4 separate regions of the Homo sapiens genome follow, and regions 1, 2 and 3 are each linked to region 4. A link is a contact called in ENCODE Hi-C or POLR2A ChIA-PET data. All regions are on one chromosome and are shown on one strand. The core of a region is the stretch at or near the end of the contact, and the rest is flanking DNA. Distances in the headings are between cores, read along the strand shown.

Evidence for each region. Hi-C counts contacts between places; a loop is a spot of excess contacts on that map. ChIA-PET counts read pairs that join two places held with the same protein, here RNA polymerase II (POLR2A). Pooled maps may share reads with other maps.
Region 1: a pooled map shows a loop between it and region 4 (7-fold over the local background). The contact joins two enhancer-like sites. A Hi-C loop is called at or near these places in 1 of 168 maps with a recorded cell type or tissue (CD8-positive, alpha-beta T cell) and 8 of 50 pooled maps. POLR2A ChIA-PET finds 5 or more read pairs at or near these places in 4 of 52 experiments (WTC11, activated CD4-positive, alpha-beta T cell and activated T-cell).
Region 2: a loop to region 4 is called in a map of naive thymus-derived CD4-positive, alpha-beta T cell, with 2.6 times the contacts of the local background. The contact joins two enhancer-like sites. A Hi-C loop is called at or near these places in 2 of 168 maps with a recorded cell type or tissue (CD4-positive, alpha-beta memory T cell and naive thymus-derived CD4-positive, alpha-beta T cell), 1 of 37 single-sample maps with no recorded cell type and 7 of 50 pooled maps. POLR2A ChIA-PET finds 5 or more read pairs at or near these places in 3 of 52 experiments (BJ, CD8-positive, alpha-beta memory T cell and activated naive CD4-positive, alpha-beta T cell).
Region 3: a loop to region 4 is called in a pooled map, with 3 times the contacts of the local background. The contact joins two enhancer-like sites. A Hi-C loop is called at or near these places in 4 of 50 pooled maps. POLR2A ChIA-PET finds 5 or more read pairs at or near these places in 4 of 52 experiments (CD8-positive, alpha-beta memory T cell, T-cell, activated CD8-positive, alpha-beta memory T cell and 1 more).

Annotation. Positions count from the first base shown.
Region 1 is chr3:105,797,231-105,800,054 of GRCh38, forward strand. All of the region lies in intron 3 of CBLB (Cbl proto-oncogene B), which reads right to left. Among named protein-coding and RNA genes, the nearest start is that of CBLB, 70 kb to the right of the region's middle. Within about 2 kb of position 1,426, at least 2 of the 41 ENCODE cell types and tissues checked have a DNase peak (open chromatin) inside an H3K27ac peak, as active enhancers do.
Region 2 is chr3:105,751,477-105,754,582 of GRCh38, forward strand. It overlaps CBLB (Cbl proto-oncogene B), which reads right to left. Exons shown (of 19, transcript NM_170662.5): 5 at 1-142. Among named protein-coding and RNA genes, the nearest start is that of CBLB, 120 kb to the right of the region's middle. Within about 2 kb of position 1,800, at least 5 of the 41 ENCODE cell types and tissues checked have a DNase peak (open chromatin) inside an H3K27ac peak, as active enhancers do.
Region 3 is chr3:105,906,599-105,909,819 of GRCh38, forward strand. No RefSeq gene overlaps it. Among named protein-coding and RNA genes, the nearest start is that of CBLB, 39 kb to the left of the region's middle. Within about 2 kb of position 1,372, at least 9 of the 41 ENCODE cell types and tissues checked have a DNase peak (open chromatin) inside an H3K27ac peak, as active enhancers do.
Region 4 is chr3:106,204,584-106,207,683 of GRCh38, forward strand. No RefSeq gene overlaps it. Among named protein-coding and RNA genes, the nearest start is that of CBLB, 340 kb to the left of the region's middle. Within about 2 kb of position 1,733, at least 7 of the 41 ENCODE cell types and tissues checked have a DNase peak (open chromatin) inside an H3K27ac peak, as active enhancers do.

The DNA of each region.
Region 1 (2,824 bases), core at 176-2,675, 410 kb before region 4:
CACCATGGAATACTACACGTCATAAAAAAGAATGAGGTCATGTTCTTTGCAGCAACATGGATGGAGCTGGAGGCCATTATCTGAAGCAAACTAATGTAGGAGCAAAAAACCAAATACCATATATCCTCTTGTTTAGCTCTCACTTGATGTTTAGTTCTCTCCAAGAACACATGGACACAAAGAGGGGAACAACAGACACCAGGGGCTACTTGAGGGTGAAGGGCAGGAGGAGAGAGAGGATCAAAAAACTACCCATGGGGAACTATGCTTATTACCTGGGTGATGAAATAATCTGTACACCAAACCCCCATGACATGTAGTTTACCTGTATAACAAACCTACATATTTACTCCTGAACCTAAAATAAAGGTTAAAAGACAGAGAAAGAGAAAGAAAAATCTAACCACCAAGTTTACATAATAAATTCTGGACTTCAATAAATATTCAGTTGTCCAATAAAATGCTTTTGAATTTCTGATGGCATGTACAACAATGTAGGTAACATTAGACTTGATTTAAGTTTGTAATTTAATTCAAATTTGTAATGTGATTCAGACATCAGGGCAATTTGCTTTTCATGGGTGTGAATTTCTCTTCCATGAGCATCCCCTTATTCTGCCCATCAAAGTAGAAAGGAGAATAATGAGAAGTGGAAGCTCTATCCTTTTGATTAACCTGCTCAAGCTCAAGAGCAAGGCAGTTTCCCCTGGTTTTACCCATTACAACGGTAGAAGCACTGCAAGGGCCAGTCACTGAGCTGTGCTCAGGAGCCATATGAAGGGCAGATGCAGAGCAACTTACCTTGGCCATTCCAAATTTTAAATTGACATACATTATCAGAAGTAGGAACACATTTAGTTTTTGTAAGAGACAAGCTAACGTACAAAATATTCTCAGCAAATGGCAAAACATATCTACTTTTCAACAATTCTTCTTTAAAATTATATTGAACGAAGAGATATAAAGTCCTAGTTAATTCCTTTTCTAAAATGGAGTTTTAAAAAACAGGTATCTCACAAGACTGTTTCACTTCTGCCCATTTGAATGTATTACTTATTCAAATGTTGAAATAAATTAAAATTTTAAAATAAAATAAATATTATCAGTAGATTAATTAAAGGTTTCTGTTTTTTGTTTTCTCTTTGAAATAAGACAGAAACACATGAGGTCCAGCAATAACTTATTTCCTTCAAAGTTTCATTAAATAATGATTAAATCTAGCCCTATCTAGAGATTAGAAATGTTGGCACGTTACATTATAACCACTCAGAGAAATATAAGGCATTATCTTCCCTTACAAATCATTAACAAAAACATCTGATCATACAGACCACAACAGAAATAGAAATGCTATCAGTGATCACACTGTTTGGTGGTAAGACAGGATGAATGGAGATTTAAGTCTGTTTTTCCTCCCCATCTTTAGTCAGAACCAGATGTTAAATATTGAGACTGGGGGTAGGGGAAGTAAACTTCCTCTTTTAAAACCCAAGAGCTACTCTTTTTTTTCCCCTTTGCTGCTTATTTTGAGTGACATGCATTTATGCAAACACAAGATTTTCTGCAAGATTTTCAATGAAAAGCTGCAGCCTAGATGTCAAAATCTCCTAACTGCCTGCCTTATATGTGTGTGAGACAGAGGGGGTCAGGCATTATGCTGTTGTTCTGGATGGCAGGAGCATCACAGAGAAAGACAAAAGGTGACTAATTAAGTTGGACTCCAGAACAGTAAAGGGTCTTGTTTCTTTTAAAAGAAATATCAATACTGATTAAAAGTTAAGATGAGATCTCAAGGATGACAATTAGTTGCTAATCCTTCAAGATCTAACAAAGTATCTAGATGGAAAAATGAAATGTTTAACAATGACCAGAATAATAAAAATAGAAATGGGAAAATAATGAATAGCAGTGAGAGAAAGAAACACATGGTAAATAATGACAAAGAACAAAAAAAAAAAAAAAAAGAAATCCCTGCAGTTAAGAAAATGAAGAAAAAAGTAAAAACATTAAGAGGGTATTATCAAAATAAAAAAGCAAATTAGCAAAACAAAGGGCAGGAAAAAACAAACAAGGATATTTTGGGTAGACGTTATGTAAGAGAACATTAGAGCATGGAAAAGCTACTTTTCAGCTATCTTTACATTTTTATTAACTACATAAATAGGCACAATTAGTACCATTTGTTAAATAGATGAGGCAACAGTTGCATCATGAAGTGTGTTTCAGTGCCTTTCATATAAAGTTATTCTATGCACAACTGGAAAACACCCGCATAACAAGCATTAAAAAGGCATTTCACCATTTTGATTTGCAACATAACGTTTGTGCTGTTATCTCTGGATGATAAGATTACATACAAGTGATTTTTTTATTTATACTCATATATTTCCAAAATTTCTATAATATTCACCCTATAACCCAGAAAACAATAAAATGTTTTTTTAAACATTCTCCTAGAGAATGACCCATGTTATAAACACAGGCATTTACAATTCCTGCTATAGAAATAGTGACATGGAGTTAATCTAACCTAAGAAAATTTCAGTTGGGTTATTTATTTGCCTGATTTGCTTCTAGAAAATGTGGACAAGTTATAGGATACATGAACGTTTCTAATTCTCAGCTCCTAAGGTCTCTTATGTCATAACTAAGGTAATGGCTGGATCTTAGTCATGTCCTTTCATATTTCCAGTATTAAAATAAATAAAATAAACATTGTTTTTTAGACTAAGCAGCCAGGGACATAATTTTAAAAGTACATCTGAAATACCAAAGCCCACATTTTCTTAAAAATATGTGATGTCCTGGTAAAAACATTTGATAA
Region 2 (3,106 bases), core at 550-3,049, 450 kb before region 4:
AAAAATATCAAATTCAAAAACTGAAATGTAATCATTGCAAGTTAAATCAATTGTTGATTTTAGAGCCATTGCTTCCAGGCCAGAGCTAATCTGGTGGACCTCATGAAGGCACTGTCTGAATACTTTCCATGGTACGATAGTTCTGTGCAAGGTGGAAAAAAAGGGAAATAATTGAATCAAGTATCATTTAAGAAATACCTCCCTTTGAAGCAGCAAAATTCAATAATAAAATTAATATAATTGTATTTGTACTACCAGACAAATATTTGAGAATATTGTTCATATTTCAGAACAAATGTAGTGGGTTCTGTTTAACTCAATTATTTTGCATTTGCTAAGAATATGACAAAAATTTAAATTAATTTTCTCTCAAACAGTCCTAGGCTATCAAGATAGCTATAGAAACATATCTGAAAAAAGGTATTAGGTCAAAGTCTTATGTGTCATGACCTCTTCATGTGTGTATACAAGGTTATTTAATAATGAATCAAGATTTAATTCTCATTTTCTAAAAACAGTCATAAGATGATGGGTCCATATAATAATAGAAATCCTTTATTCATTGCACAAATGAGTAATATGTATCAACCAATTCAAGAAGGCTAAGGTAGAAAGCCATCAAGACATTTCTGCCACAACCCTGATGTTTTCTGCAGAGATGAAAAACATACGTTATCTAACTTTTCATATTAATACAAAAGAAAAACTTAATTTTTAAACCAACCACAATGGTTATATCATGGGAGTTTATTCAATATTTATTACTTTATTCTGACTGAATATCATTCGACAAAATTTTAACATGTTATGCAGTTACATGATTCAAAAAATTTAGAAGAGCACAGAATGGTAACTAGGGAAACGTCTCTCAACCTATCCCCACCTGACCAGTTTCCAACTCACCTACCCTCTTTCCCACCATGAAAATTAGTGACACCCAGGATGCATTTCTTAGTTAACCTTCCTGCTTCAGAATAATGCCTATTCCTAATTCGGCAGAAGAAAGAAATCATTCAGTTTTTAAAACTTAAACTACAATTTTTACAACAGAATAGCATAAAAGCCGTCCCTCTTATAAGATAACATCCTCTTATAAGATAGCAAATATTTAAATCTTAGGTTTCCTTTACCAGTATCTCTGAAATACAAGACTCAGGCAGAATAAACTAAATTGTGCCTGGCCCCATGCTATATCAATCCTCTTCAATGAGATATCACCATAAAGGTACAACTTTCATATTCATTCAATAATTTTCTATAGCAGTGTTTGTCAAACTTCAGCATGCATCCAAATTATCTGAAGGGCTTGTTAACATAGCCTGATCCTCAACCCAAGATATTATGATTCAGTAGCATTGGGGTGGGGCCTGAACACTGACAGCCATAAAATGTTCCCTGAGGCTGCTGCTGCTGCTGCTGCTCTAGAGACAACACTTTGAGAGCCTACTATATCTATTCATTGCTAAAACAAGGCACTGTTGGGGAAATACAATTATAGAAATAAAGATAACATCTTTGTCTCTGAAGATCACACTTTAGGGACAGAAGTAAAACCTGTAATGCTAAAGAATCTAGAGTGGGGTATGTAAGGACAATGCTAGCTGGGTGATGGATACACAGCAAGGGCTGGAGGGATTCCAGAGAAGCAGTCTGTGGGAAGTGGCATAAATTAATGGTGAGACAGGTTGACAACACTATGCTGTATTTATAAGAGAGTTTAGGTTTCAGGTACCATTAAAAGAAGAAAAATATGAGGCTTAATACCTCAAAAAGTGTTTCTCTATGTATGAAAAAAACAGGAAACCACAGAGAACTGAGGAGAGATACCACATCAGATGCCATTTAGAAGAAACACACGTCAGGCTCTGATTAAGGTTAACAAAATGCTGCTGTTTTTTTTAAAAAAAAAAGGAACACTTTTAAGAATATTAGGAAGCTGTTGATTTACAATGAAGTATAAATATGCAATTATGTCCAGCTTCATTATAATTACCATAAAACTAATGTCTAAGAAGTACATTTTTCTTTTCCAAATTAAAGTTTCAAATACTCAACACACAAAAGGGACATTGATCATGATACTCAGAGTAAAAAAAATATGATCAGGGAACCACTGACTTCAGAACAGTATAAATTTTATTTTTCGTATGAAGAAGTTAAAGCATTTTTGTTTCGTATATAAAGTATACAACGTAAAGTGGTCAAATTGTCAATATTTATTTTGTGTATAACATATAAAGTTTTTTTAAAAAGGCCAAATAGACATCTTCCACATCTGTTACTATAAAAATTATTCTAATCTAGCATTTACAGTGAATTCAATTCATAACTCTTTTGAGCACTCAGTGATTTCCCAGAGCCAGTTATACGAGATGTATGAACTTAAGAAAATTTTAGTCTAATGTACCCCTTCATAATAACAATTTACAAAAGGACAAGCTACATTTCCACAGTACTTGTGTAAATGAAACTTTGTCAGATTACTTGTGATAAACCTCAAATCCAAAGAGGCATTCACTGGAATCTTAATTAGTGGTAGTAATAGGGATTAGGGAGCCAGGGCACTATTTTGTTAACTTTTCATATATGAGTGTTTGCGCAACAGATAACCCTCATTTGATCACTTCAGCAAAACACCCATTATTGTGTAGGAGGTGGGGCTGGGGAACAGAGGTAGGGGGAAGGGGATTTCAAGAATGAAGAATAGAAATAGAGTACAACAACAAAGTCTTTAAAAACAAACAAAAAAATTAGATTATTCTAAACTGTTGCACTAAGGCTCTAAACTTTCTTAAGACTAAGTGGCTACCATTCTTCTCTGAGGTATATGAGAGGAAGTGAACCCAGAAAGCATGAATTTTCACACCTCCATTTAAACTTCTGCAAAAAGACAGTGGTGGTTTCTACTACCTCTTCCTTTAGAGATGAAGCAAATGAGAGAAAATATCAATAGCAAATTGTTTTACAAATGTAGAAATTTCAGGGTGCTGGCAGAGACCTGGGAAGAAGAAAAGGGAAGAGAGAGAGAGAGAGAGAGAGAGAGAGACAGAGAGAGAGAGAGAGAGAGAGAGAGAGAGAGAGAGAAAATAAAAAGGCCAACTAAACT
Region 3 (3,221 bases), core at 122-2,621, 300 kb before region 4:
AGTTTTCCCTTGCCCAGTTACTTTTATGACCTATTTAATAAGTCATAAAATTATGTACTAAATTTAAAAAACTATAACTTGTAATACTATATTATAAGGATAATGTCATTGGTAAGGAATCCTAAGTAGACTATTACTTTTTTAATTTCTCAGATATCCATAAGTTCTGCTTGGGGGAACTGGTTTGAACTAGATACAAAGAAATTAGCCATATAACAGTTTATCTCTTTGGCAACCCCATTTTCCTAGTACTTCAAAATGACTCCTGCTTCAGAAATGAACACATATTCAAAGCCAGTGTACAAACTTAATGGTCATCCGGTAATATTGCAAAATATCATCTGACCTGCCCAAATACATATTTTTAGACAGTTCTATAAATGGCTCCTTCCCACGGGATACATATTTCTGTTCCATTTTTTGTGAATGAATATTCCCTGCTCCCACACCCTTCTTTACAGGAAGAGGAAGAAACACTGGAATTACTAAATGGAGCATGACTCTTTTTCCAGACAACAGGCCCAACCATGAGAATTAGAACGTCACTTGGCAGCTGGATCCCTTTTCTGTCCTCAGAGACGATGACACCTCAGGAAAGTGCTTACCTCCACATACTTCCTGAAGCCTTAAAAGGTCAAGAGTACTTATTGAGACACATTTTATTTTCCGCTGTCCAATCTAAAGGCATCACAATGTTTTTCAGAGAGATTTTAATTCTACAAAATGATTCAGTAAAAGACTGGATCTAAAATTTGTCATGTTAAAAACTACTAAAATCAGGTCATGGTACAATAATTTCCTACAGCTTATAATAATTATCATGAAAGTATAAGTCCTGCATTTCTGTTTCTTAAACTATAACGTTTTAAAAATTATTTAATATTGTTTTATCCTAATCATATTCAGATCAAACAAAGGTATAGTTGTTTTTTAACTGGCAAAAATGCAGGAAAAATGTGTAAACTTTTAAACAACCAATATTCAGAGTGAACTTTTAGAAAATGTTAAATTTATCCCTCAAGTAAACTGTTTGTTATTTGCTTATATTCCTTTAGAAATCCACCAGGAAACTCTGTCCATTACTCTGACATGATTGTACCATTAGGACCTCTCCTGGTAATTCTGTTTACCTCGTTTTTCATACTAAAAGCCAAATACTCATTAATAACTCTTCATCAAAGAAGACAGTCATTGTGGAGCACAGAAATTAAATAGGCATCCTAAAGATATTGGGATTCACTTGGAAGGAAAAATATAGAAAGCAAATTCGTGGTTGGTAAATATTGAGAGGCTTTTAACGACTAAGGTCTCATGTACTTCAATGCTAAAAAGCAGAAGCAAGCTGCTGGAAAGCTGGCTGCTGCAAAAATTTTTGAGCTCTTATCACATGACATTCTGAAAGCCTTTGGAAACATTAAAACATAAAAGTCACCACACTACTTCCTTCTGAGAGTTTCTAAATGCCACTGAGAGTTTCTAAAATGCCCTGATACCCTACAGCTCTTCACTCTTGGAATAAAGGATCCAGGATGTTTTAAACGTTACCTGGTTACATTGGCAACAATTATCCTGAGTCTTAAAATACTCCTTACATCAAAACTCACTTCTTAGATTCTATCATGTTCAAAACAAAATATTATAAAATGCATAGAAACTGATTGGATCCTGACAAATAATTATAGTTGGGTGTTTTTTTAATTAAAACTCTGATAATATTTAATTCATTCTTCTTATTTTTATAACTTTTGACATGTATGGATTAATTTTCAGATGTTTTTCCATTTTAAAGCAATAAATAAAATATAATCTAAGAGCTCATTTTTGGAGATATGTGTTATACAAAAGGTAATTTCTATTTTTTATGCAACACAGCATTTTAATTATTTAAAATATTGTAAGTCTGTTGGTAATGAATGGTGCTGTTGTCATTGATACTAGAGACAGTCTTGGAATGTGTGAAACTGGAATTGAAAGTTTAGATAGACTCACATCAGCTACTAAATTTAAGTAATAGATTTTTGTTTTTTTTTGTTTTTTTTTTTTTCTTTTTTTTGAGAAGGAGTCTAGTTCTGTTGCCCAGGCTGGAGTGCAGTGGCACGATCTCGGCTCACTATAACTTCAGCCTCCCAGATTCAAGCTATGCTCCTGCCTTAGCCTCCTGAGTAGCTGGGATTACAGGTACCCGCCACCATGCCCAGCTAATTTTTGTATTTTTCATAGAGATGGGGTTTCTCTGTGTTGGCCAGGCTGGTCTCGAACTCCTGACCTCTTGATCCGCCCTCCTTGGCCTCCCAAAGTGCTGGGATTACAGGCATGAGCCACCGCGCCGGGACTTCGTTGATTTTTTTGTCTGTTAACAACATCACTCAAACAAAGTACATAATTTGTCTTTTTTTCTTATGTAATATTCTATCTTTATTTTTCTTTTTAATTTTTGTGGGTACATAGTAAGGTGTATATATTTATGGGGTACATGGGATGTTTTGATACAGGCATGCAATGTGAAGCACTTCATAGAAAATGGGATATCTATCCCCTCAAGCATTTATCCTTTCAGTTACGAACAATCCAATTATACTCTTTAAGTCATTTTTAAATGTACAGTTAAGTTATTATTCACTGTAGTAACCCTATTATGCTATCAAATTGTACGGCTTACTCATTCTTTCTAACTATGTTTTTGTACCCGTTAACCATCCCCACCTCCCTCCCCAAACCCTGCCCACTACACTTTCCAGCTTCCGGTAAACATTCTTCTATTCTCTATGTACATGAGTTCAATACATAGACAGATTTGTATATTTGGAGCCTGGAAGTTGACATGGATCATATCTGAAGGCTCCAATAGTATCAATGCAGTTGGAATCAAGGTTTTGATTTTTAACTCCCAAAAATAAGTGAGAACATGTCATCTCTCTTTCTGTGCCTGACTTATTTCACATAACATAATGATCTCCAGTTCCGTCCATGTTGTTGCAAATGACTAGATCTCATTCTTTTTTATGACTGAATAGTACTTCATTGTGTATATGTACCACATTTTCTTTATCCATTCATCTGTTTATGGACTCTTAGGCTGCTTCCAAACATAATTTGTCTTTAAAGTCTGATTCTGTTCCTATCAGCCACTATTTGCTTCATAAAGAAATTTTCTTGCTGATAGACCTTTGTTTTACAGAATGAGAAATATCAAAGGTTTTGTCACTGAAATGAATGGTTCA
Region 4 (3,100 bases), core at 483-2,982:
TGAGCCTTCTTTGTCCGTACAGAGGAGTCAAACCAGAAATGCCAGGGAGTTAATGCTCCATGAGTAACCTTCAGGCAATGAGAAACAAGAGCTCATGTATAACATTCCAGCTTCCTCTCTCCTTAGTGAGAAAATTATGTTTTGTTTTATGCACTGTTTCACAGGGTCCCTTCATGCAGAACTTCTCACAGACAATGGGTAACTCCATTTATTGATGCACTTTTTATTGGTCCTCTTCTCTTCTGTGCTTTACTTCTGTACCCTCTCATTGTATTTTCCTCAAATAAACTACTTACACCCAAAATCTTGTCTAAGGGTCTCCTTTTGCAAGAACCAAATTAAGATAGTCGTAAATAATAAAAGATGGTGGGGTTTTTCTTTCTTTCTTTCTTTCTTTTTTTTTTGAGACAGAGTCTAGCTGTGACACCCAGGCTGGAGTGCAATGGTGGGATCTTGGCTCACTGCAACCTCCACCTCCCTGGTTCAAGTTTTTCTCCTGCCTCAGCCTCGCAAGTAGCTGGGATTACAGGGACGTGCCATCATGCCCAGCTAATTTTTGTATTTTTAGTAGAGACGGGGTTTCACCATGTTGGTCAGGCTGGTCTCGAACGCCTGACCTCGGGTGATCCACCTGCGACAGCCTCCCAAAGTGCTGGGATTACAGGCCTGAGGGACCGTGCCCGGCCAAGATGGTGGGTTTTTCGGGCCGGAAGCAGTGGCTCACGCCTGTAATCCCAGCACTTTGGGAGGTCAGGAGATCAAGACCATCTGGCTAACACAGTGAAACCCCGTCTCTACTAAAAATACAAAAAATTAACCAGGAGTGGTGGCGGGTGGCTGTATTCCCAGCTACTCAGAGGCTGAGGCAGGAGAATGGCGTGAACCCGGAAGGCGGAGCTTGCAGTCAGCCGAGATAGCGCCACTGCACTCCAGCACGACCTACAGAGTGAGACTCTGTCTCAAAAAAAAAAAAAAAAAAAAAAAAAAAAAAAAAAAGAATAGGTCTTTGGAGAGAACTGGAAGTTTTAGACCGTCAAATTTAATGCACAAAGAACTACCTACCTGTGGCTTTATTATTGTTATTTTTTTCATCATTATTTTTATCAGGACTTTTTTTTTCACTGCTCATCCCTCCCCTGATGCTGATGTAATGAGGCAGCCTAGTGCTTACGAAGGAGACCTGAAATAGGAATATACAGATGCACATTTACCCTGTCTCTATCGCCTAAATTTTCAGCCTCAGTTTCATCATCTATAAAATAGATGTAAAATACTTGCTTTTCTAGCCTTCTAAGCTTTCTGCAAGACTTAAATTGGATTAGAAAGAGTGTTTTCTATGCAATAGTTTAGGAGCTGACAAGAACTGATATCAAGTTTATGCTTGAGCTTTAATCTCCAACTCACATGTCCTTTGCTGTTAATGTGTTTATGCATTTGGTAACTTTACCTAACATCCTTTAGAGTACCATGTGTTGAACTTCAGGACTTGAACTCTATGAACGTTATTTATATTCTGCTATAGATGCACAAGAGACCAAACAGTTAACAATCACTGGTTGTTAACTGGTGCTGAGAGAAAAGTTCACTTTGTGTTTTCCTCATGGGCATCTTTGCAGCAGTAAGAGCTTCAACTACAGTTCTCCCCCAAAGGAACCTGTCTAAAACCTGAACTCTTCTTATAATACTTGATCAATCAGGAAGTTCGAAACACACAGTTCTTCGACTTAAGAGCGGCTAGGGGAAGAGCTCTGTTAACCACACCATTGTGGAGCCGGAAATTCTTGCTTCCTCTAGAAGCAGCCATCTGGAATCACTATTACTAAAGCAGAGAGATCCAATTACAAGTATATATTTGTCAGGGAAACGCCTGACAGCTTTTAAAGGAAACTCTATTCTATGGTGCCAAGGCCTGGCCAGGTTTACCTGCGGAAAATAAGTCAGATACAAAGGCATGATCTGTACCGCAGAAACGAAAAGGAAGGAGAAATGGAAATAAAATAGACCTCTATTTTTATTATTCAGATTGTTTTTATATAGAATGATACGTTTACCATGTTTTTAAAAAGATTATAGAATATGTTTTCTTCCGTAGCAGAGAGGGAGCAATCAAGCTCAAATTACAAAGCGAGGAAAAAGATGAAAGTTTAGAAACCCTTAGAACTTTGCTAATGTACAGACAGAAGCTGAGGAAGGCTGAAATACAGGAAATAATGATTACTATTTGTGTTCTCTTTCATAGTTTCCACTTTGGTTAAACTAACTGGAAGGAAACAAATGATTAGGTTACTTGTGTCATCACTTACATCAGTCGTTGTATTTTTGAAAAAAAAAAAAAAAAACAATAAAAACCCAACACATCATTACCGTTTCCCATTCAAGGAGAATGGGAATCATTGCTGTATCTTATTCCATGTCACAAGCTGAATAGTTTTGTTGCAAAGACAGGGGAATATTGAAATAAGCATAATAGTTTAATCATAGAAGTGGTTGTGAATTTTTTTTTGGAGACCAGAGGTTATAGATCACAGTAAACAAAATATCATCTACGGAACTCTCTCTTCATTCCCACCTTTGTTCCTCTCTGTTCCCCTGAATGAATGCTCAGAGTATCATAAGGATCATCATTACAAATGCACAATCTTTTGTATGGAATTTTCATTTTTTTCTTTATGAAGTATTCTCATCCTTTCAAAGAGAGCCCTGATCAAGCCCTTTTTAAAAACAAACAAAATAGAAATAGTGTTGAGTATCTGCCATGTGCTAACCATCAGGCTGGACATCATATCCATTAACTTACATTCATGTAAATTAGTGGTTATTACTTGGTTTCCTTTTCCCTCTATTCCCTTCCTACTTAGAGTGTGCAGCACAAACTTTAGCACTTAACTGTGGCATCTCTATTGTTTAATTTTTTCTAGGCTGAGTGTGGTGGCTCACACCTGCAATTCCTGCACTTTGGGAGGTGAGGTGGGCAGATGGTTTGAGCTCAGGAGTTCCAGACCAGCCTAGGCAACCTAGTAAGACCTCATCTTTACAAATAAATTCAAAAATTAGCCAGGTGTGGTGGCACACGCCTCTAGTCCCAGCTATTCAGGAGGCT